Regions from separate parts of the Mus musculus genome. Here regions 1 and 3 are each linked to region 2. The links are chromatin loops, found by intact Hi-C in ENCODE. Cell type or tissue: heart. All regions are shown on one strand.

The links. A loop is a pair of places that touch in the nucleus more often than their neighbours do. Peaks named below come from ENCODE experiments on the same cell type or tissue, not always from the same donor. Only the 100,000 strongest peaks of a DNase experiment are listed, where the experiment ranks them.
Region 1: a loop joins it to region 2, with 2.3 times the contacts of the local background. A loop is called at or near these places in 6 of 42 quality-filtered maps.
Region 3: it touches region 2 in a loop (9-fold over the local background); 25 of 42 quality-filtered maps call a loop at or near these places.

The regions. Positions count from the first base shown.
Region 1 is chr1:66,846,420-66,848,919 of GRCm38, reverse strand. Acadl (acyl-Coenzyme A dehydrogenase, long-chain) reads left to right here. Exons shown (of 11, transcript NM_007381.4): 5 at 454-520. Among named protein-coding and RNA genes, the nearest start is that of Gm27934, 9.0 kb to the left of the region's middle. In heart, a CTCF peak has its summit at 1,239 (motif pointing left); no DNase peak of the experiment used is centred here.
Region 2 is chr1:66,894,672-66,897,171 of GRCm38, reverse strand. No RefSeq gene overlaps it. Among named protein-coding and RNA genes, the nearest start is that of Gm25832, 29 kb to the right of the region's middle. In heart, CTCF peaks have their summits at 905 (motif pointing left) and 1,282 (motif pointing right); no DNase peak of the experiment used is centred here; H3K4me3 peaks cover 292 bases; H3K27ac peaks cover 467 bases.
Region 3 is chr1:66,991,800-66,994,299 of GRCm38, reverse strand. No RefSeq gene overlaps it. Among named protein-coding and RNA genes, the nearest start is that of Lancl1, 46 kb to the left of the region's middle. In heart, a CTCF peak has its summit at 1,371 (motif pointing right); no DNase peak of the experiment used is centred here.

The sequences.
Region 1 (2,500 bases), 48 kb after region 2:
CGGAGGTGTCCATGGAGGCGAGGAGAGGGCACTGGGACTGGGCTTACGGATGGCTGTGAGCCACCATATGTGCTCTGGGGAGTTGAACCTTCATCCTCTGCAAGACCAACAAGGGTTCATCACTAATGAGCCGTCCCTTCAGCCTCTGTTTTTAAAATACCCACATTTCTGATGAAGAGAGAGTGTTGAACCAGCCTGAGTAAAGGCATTTAAGTACATGGTGTTTCATAATTGTAGGAAGGTAGCAAGCCTTGAAATATCATCATGGTCTAGTTTGGAGTTCTTAAATACAGTTGGGCTTCCGTGAAATTTAAAATATATTAGATGTATTTTTAGTGTAACTTTGTGAATATTTCTAATATTAGGATTTTTAATACATGTGACCTTACGTAATAGCTTTTGCATAATTTGATTTTTTTTAATCCATTAATTGACCTTTGTTTCCCACTATAGTGACTTACAAGGAGTAAGAACGAACGCCAAAAGATCTGGGAGTGATTGGATTCTCAATGGAAGCAAGGTGTGTAAAAAAGCAGGCGTGGGTACCAGTGTCTCAGACTACCTCAACGACTACATGTCCCAGATATGATCAATCCGGGAACTAACACAGGAGGTCTCAGGAGAGTAAGACATTTATAGATTTTATATGGCAGAATCTGTAGCTACCCCCCTATGTTTCATGTTGCTTGGCCTTCTGCAAATACTGCAAAGGTGCTTTTAGCTTCCAAATGACTCCTGACAGACACAAAGAAAGAAAAGGTTTTGTTGCTCCAAAGTGAGTCAAACAATGGTGAACTTTAAGCTGATGTGGAATTGGGGGAAGGTGTCTATGAGCACTCACAGTGTAAGCGGGAGGCCTGGAACTTGGATTATTTCACCCATAGAGAAAGGTGCACACCTTGGCCCCAGCACTGAAGGACGCAGAGACAAGAGGAACAGTGGGGCTACTAGCCTAGGTGAAAATTGCAAGCCTCAGGTTTAAGGAGAGATCCTGCCTTAAAGAGCAAGGTGAAGAGTGATAGAGGAGGGTACCTTACACAGATGTATATAAACAAGTAAGTACATTTTATAAAAAGAGATTAAGAGGGAGCTGGAGAGATGGCTCAACAGTTAAGAATATTGGCTGCTTTTCTAGAGGACCTAGGTTCCGTTGCCAGCACCTACATGGGGGCTCATAACTGCCTGTTAAGTCTACATCCGGGAAATCGGATGCCCTCTTGTGGCCTCTGTGGGTACTGCATGCATATGCACAGACATACATAGAGGCAAAGTGACCATGGGCATACACTAAGATGAAAAAACAAGATGGGAAGAAAAAGTTTAAAACAAATATGAGAAACTTTCAAGAGGTCTTAAGAGCTAGAAGTGTGGACGATGGGATTCAAGAACCCTCCAGGTCTCCTGAGAATCAGCTAACTGAGAGCTCCTCAGATAGGTGCAGATGGCTCAAGAATAAACATATCCCTGAGAGGAAATGCTGCGGTTGACTAGATAGATGTTAAGGAGAGATGTTCTTTTTTAATACAAGGACTATTTGTGGATGAGTGTTCCTGTTTGGTTGTTATTATTTTGCCTGTTTCTTTGTTTGAAGCAGGGCCTTGCTGTAGAGGCCAGGATAGCTTTGAACTCATAAATCTCCTGGGTTCTCTGCCTAAGTGCTGGCAGTACAAGGATATACAACTATGTCATGTTAAGCTTGTTCAAATTTTAAGAATATTCCACCTTCTTTAAGCTAATGCTTTTATCTTTACAAAATCAAATAATATTGAGATACTGTCAGGTTCCTGAAAACCTGATTTTCAAACTTACTTTGTCAGTGTTTAGTAACAGTTTCTTCTCTGACATCAGTAATTCCTATGGAGAACTTCTCATTCTTTGATATGCCAGTGGGCATTATGAATCTCTTAAGAATTAGAGATAGTATATCTTGTATCCTAGAAAATTTCCTTTTATAGATTGTCTTGAATCACTGATATCATTCAAATCAACTTTAGGAAGCAGCTACCTAAGTGCTGTGATACGCAGACTCAGTGGTACCATCTGTACCTGGTCTGTGCAGGCCCTGGTTTCGATGTTGAATAAACAAAGCAGCTTGTCTGAGCCTGGAATTGACGGTACATTAGGAGTGCTTAGCTCAGTGTGGAAGACTGGCAAGAATTCTAGATGATGTGATACCTGAGCTTAGTCCAAGGTGCGTAGGATTTGCATTGTTAGAGTTAGAAGGGGCCTCCATAGGGGCGGAAACGTGATTTTCAAATACACATGGGTCTGGAAGGCACTGGGATGTGTGAGACGAGGGCTTCAGTAGAGCTGACCCAAGGGCAGGAAACAGAGGCAAAATAGGATGAGAGAAGAGGCAGGAGGGGTGAGCTGCCATCTGTTTGTGAGGAGTTTTTATGCCTGCTCAAAGGGTTCAGAGTGTATCTTGAAGCTAGCTGTTGAAAGATGTTGGGGTGTGACCTTGGAAGGATCACACTGCCGTATAGAGCAGCCCCTCTGG
Region 2 (2,500 bases):
GCACTGAAGATATGCACTTGCAGCCTGCCCGTGGACATTTTTATGCCTCTTTCATTTTGCTTCAACTACATACTTAACAGGAAACTAAAGGCGCGGGGGGGGGGGGGGGGGCGGGGCGGGGGGGGGTTGGGAGGATGGATACAATCCAATGATGGGTATTCAATTAAAAACTAGCACAAAGCAAGCTTCTTTCATGCAAATGTGATGGCAAGCCCGAATTTGTTTTAGCTTCCTATTACCGTCAGAGAGTTAAATGTATCCTTTCATCTAATCCTTCTGACATCACCACGAGATAATGGGCATTATTATTATTACTCCTTTTTTTTTCACAGAAGAGGAAATTGAATGTCAGAGAAAAAGAGTTCGCCTGTGCACACACAGACTATTAATGGAAGATAACACTGACCTGGAAGCTTTCCACAAACCTCAGTGCTTAACCATACTGGGACTTCACACATCAGAAAATGGGGGCAAAAATATGACCACAGATTGCTTTGGGCGTGTCCTGGACATTCCCACCCCCACCCCCACACACTTCCTCTTGGTATTCTCATAAAATTCTTAAAACACAAATTCGCCCAATTGAGAAAGGTTTCATTATATTCATCTTCACACAGCAAGCTGACGCTGTGTGGAATTTTGTTATTGGCCTGTTCTGGTTTGGGGGGTGGGGGGGGGAGGTCTGTTTTCTTTTAAGGACAGTCTGTGTCTCAGCCCACTTGTACAATAAGATCTTTACGGGAACTGGGAGACAAAAGGTTGGAGAGCCAGTTTCTAGCCATGTATTGAAGGACAAAGGCTACATGAAACCACACAAAGCTGCTGGTGTTTAAATTTATGTTGCTCTATTGCCATCTTCTGGTTTTATTATAAAATGCATTTACCATTGTCAATCAGGCTGTGGACGTAGGTGAAAAAACCCACAGCAGCGAGAACCCCAGAATGTGTACTCTGGAGGGGCGCACACAGGGTTGCTTACAGTGCAATTGATTCCCATTAATTTAGTTGTTTATTAAGATTTTCGTTTTCCTTGAAATGAATTCTCACTTAGTTTTTATGGCTGGCTCAAGCAGTGCTCTCTTGCCTCAGCTTCCTCAGGAGCTGGAATTAAAGCAGCACACCACTGCACTTAGGTTTGTTAGCTGATTTATTAATGTAACAAATATTGATGAATCTGGGTGGGGCTGAGTGCCAGCAGTAGCCAAAAGTGTAGATCCTTCTATCAGGAATGCTGGAGCCCTAAGGACATTAAGACAGACCTAGAGTCACTCAAATGTTCCACCAGCAGATGGCAGCCAGTTTTCACTGCATTCTTTCTATGTGTTTTTAATTGGCGTTCTTTGACCAGCACCATAAAGTAACTAATGCAGGCAAACAATTGCTAGCTCTTGCCTAACCCTGCTGTTCTTTGAACTTAATGTACAGCACCATTTAAGCTTTGTAGTCAGATGGACACGCACAGGCTGAAGAACATAGCTCGTTGTCACACGTAATCTCTCTTGTAAAAGCGTATCTGGTGTTAATCCCACTGGGTGAGAAGAAGAACACTATCACAATGTTTGCGTGAAATTTAAAGCAAGCTTTAGTTAAACAGTGAGCAGGATGATGGACTCTGGCCAGATCCATTCCTGCTTTCCCAGAAAATGACCATGAGTCACCTTGTGCAGAGTCTTCACAAAGGCAACCCTGTAAAGTCACAATATTTCCCAACATGTCCATTCTGGGGGAAGCACATATCCTAAGGAACTTCCTGCCTGTATACCTCCCACCTACATCCAAGCAGGGGCAAACACACACCCTGACATATTTAAATATACATCCTGATATATTTCTTGCCTAAGTACCACCACCACCACCACCACCCGACACACACACACAAACACACTCACTTGTGGTCAAGCACATCTGGTGCAGTTGGGTCAAACAAACTTGTTTAGGGAAGTGACAACATGTGGTTTGTTATTTCCTATAAACAATAGCTGCCAGCATTTCAGCAAGTATCTGTCTCTAGGCAAGGCAATTAAAACTTAAAATGTAACTTTGGCTCTTAGAAGAGGAATAAAGAAGTTTGGGCAGCTGGCGTGGGCTAGGTGACCTGGGGGTGCTGGGTCCCAGAGTGGTAGCCCTGATGGTGATGGTGATGGTGATGGTGATGGTGATGGTGATGGTGATGGTGATGGTGATGGTGATGGTGATGGTGATGGTGATGGTGATGGTGATGGTAGGGCATTCTGACGTGAGCCTTTGTGAACATTGGAGCCTGGCCAGGCAGGTGGGTCCAGAAGTTCTTCAAGAGAAGAGAGCCTCCTGCCAAGTGTTACAGCTCAGTAAAAAAGCCAGTCTCAGAACATCCTTGATAAAATGACTTGTATGATTTATTCCATGTGGACAGGGAATATTTGAACGTTAGGGAGTGGGGTGGGATTTGGGGGTTAAATGTATTCTATTGGCCGAGGCTAAGATGCTGATAATGCTCTATTTGCATGCGGAGGAATCCCAT
Region 3 (2,500 bases), 97 kb before region 2:
CTTCTGAATTTGTAGGTCAGAGAAGAAATTGAGAGAAAACACGCCTTCCCTCTTCCCTGCTGCCTTGGATTGCATGTGCACCCAACTTTTTCATGGTTTGGTTCTGTCTTCGCTCTATTGTAGGACTTTTAAGAAATCATAAACTCTATCACATTATCTCAAATATAGTCAACTGCATGCAAAGGTCACTTTAGTTTTATTTAACATTTTATAATGTATTTTAAAGAACATTTTGAAACTGCAATATCAATTCTTGCCGTGTCTGAAAAAAAAGTAATTTAACACATTTAGCAATTTGGTTGTGATTTCTTTTATCCAGGAACTTTTAAAAAGTCGAGGGATCTTACATAAAATATAGAACTACTGATTTTGGTGGGGTCTGTGGTGGGTGAACTTGTATGTATGTGTGCAGGCACACATCTGTAGAAGCCAGAGGAAGGCATAGTGCATTTTTCTCTACTACTTTCTGTTTTCTTCTCTGCCTGAGACAGGGCATTTCACTAAACCTGCAACTTACCTTGCTTGGCTAAGATGGCTGGCCAACAAGCTCCCAAGATCTGCCTGTCTCCATCCCCAATCCTGGGGTCAGAGACCTGTACAGCTGTGCTTGGTTTTTATGTAGATGCTAGGGACTTGAACTCAGGTCTTCATGCTTGCATAGAAAGCACTCTTAACCTACTGATAAAGCTCTCTAGACCCTATTTATCTTTTTTAATCGGGATTCCACAGATGACCCAGCCAGCCAGAAGTTGGGATTGAGTGTTTCATCAGAACAAAGACTGTGATGGAGAAAAAAGCAAAAATAAAAGCAAAACTATGACAGGAATCTCTATTTAAAAAAAAAAAAAAAAGCCTAAAGAATAATGAAAAGTTAGTAAAGTTAATATAAAAGCTAACTTCATTATTGTATTTTAGACTCCCCATCTATACTGGTAAGTCCATGGGTGCGCTGGGAGGGGGGGGGGTGTTCTAAATGGAAGATACTGCATCTTTGCAATTTCCTCCATGAAGATGTCCTTGAAATGATGCAGGCAGCACTATGCTCAACTGTCAAGAAGACCAGTGTGGACATAGCACTTCCCAGAGGATCTGCTCACCAGCTGAACCAGTCCCTTAGGAGAGGAGACCCTGCTGTGACTTGGAGCCAGTCAGTCTCAACTGCCACTAAGCCTCAAGGGAGGCACAAAAATGTGGCTTAAGCCACTAAGCTGAACTGAGGCTTTGCCAGGTAGAAAAACAGACTTGGAAACTGCTCTAGGACTTATTATAGACTAATGCAGTGTCTCATGCTTGGCTTGGCTCTACTTTCTATTTCTCTTGACAGAGCTTTGTTCCTGAGCTAATAATCACCAAGTCACAAACCCAGGTTTTGTCCAGCAGATGTCAGTAGAACTCAGTTCAATAATGTCTGTTAAATGAACTTGAAAAAGCAACAGGAGAGAATGGAGAAATATTAGTTGCACCAAGAATAGCTTTTTTTGGGTTGGCCTTTGAGGAAGTGGCATGGCATGAAAATTCACACAATTAAGCATGTTGGAAACACTTCAAGATCGACTATAACAAACACGATTCTGGCGCTAATATCTTCCACTTAAAAGTTCAAAGTAGTTTTAACCAGATGTCAAGTTCTAAGTCAGAGTCCAAGTCATGGCTGACATAGAAAGTGAAGGCCTGAGGATGTGGGCTCAGGTGCGGGTTATAATGCTAGATGAGGCTATTTACAAGTCGGGGGGGGGGGGTGCACGTCATCAAGTACACCAGCAGAGACAAAAGGTTGCCGTGGGGGGTCTTCCTCTGTTCTCTACCTCATTATCCTTTGAGACAGAGTCTCTCACTGAACCTGGAGTTCACTTCTTAGTGAGATCAAGGATGATCAGTCCTTCTGTCTCCATGCCCTCGGAGCTGGGATTACAGATGTGTACCACCACACCCAGCTTTTTCCAGGAATTTGGGGAATCGAGCCCAGGTGTTGAGATTTGGTCTATTGCTATATATGCTAACGCTCAATTCTCTACAGGCCTACGAGTGACTTCTCGGGTTCACGAGCTTTCGTTGTGCAAACCTTACTCCTTGATTTAAACCTAGTGGTTAGAGCAAATTGGCCTCAGCCAGTTGCTGGAGGGATTAGAGGTGGATGGATTTGGAGTGGTTGGAGAACAGAGACTAAGGGGAGAAGGAGGAAGAAGAAGGATGTGAAGAAGTCGCCATGATGGGAGATGGACTACGAGCACATGACCAGGGAAAATAGCAAGTATCTGGGGTACACTGCTGGGGAGGCAGCTAGGCTTGCAGTTAGAAGAGTAGATTAGGGGTGATCCCCAGTAATTGTCAAAGCCAAATAAAATAACCATAGTCTGAGTCTCGTTTATCTTTAAGCTAGTCAGGGATAATCTTAAATTGCCTGTATTACACCCAGGTTGTCCTGATAACAATATGAAACTTTATACACTGAGCCCTCTGCCCAACCTCTAAAACAGTTTTCTGGAGGCCACAATATTAC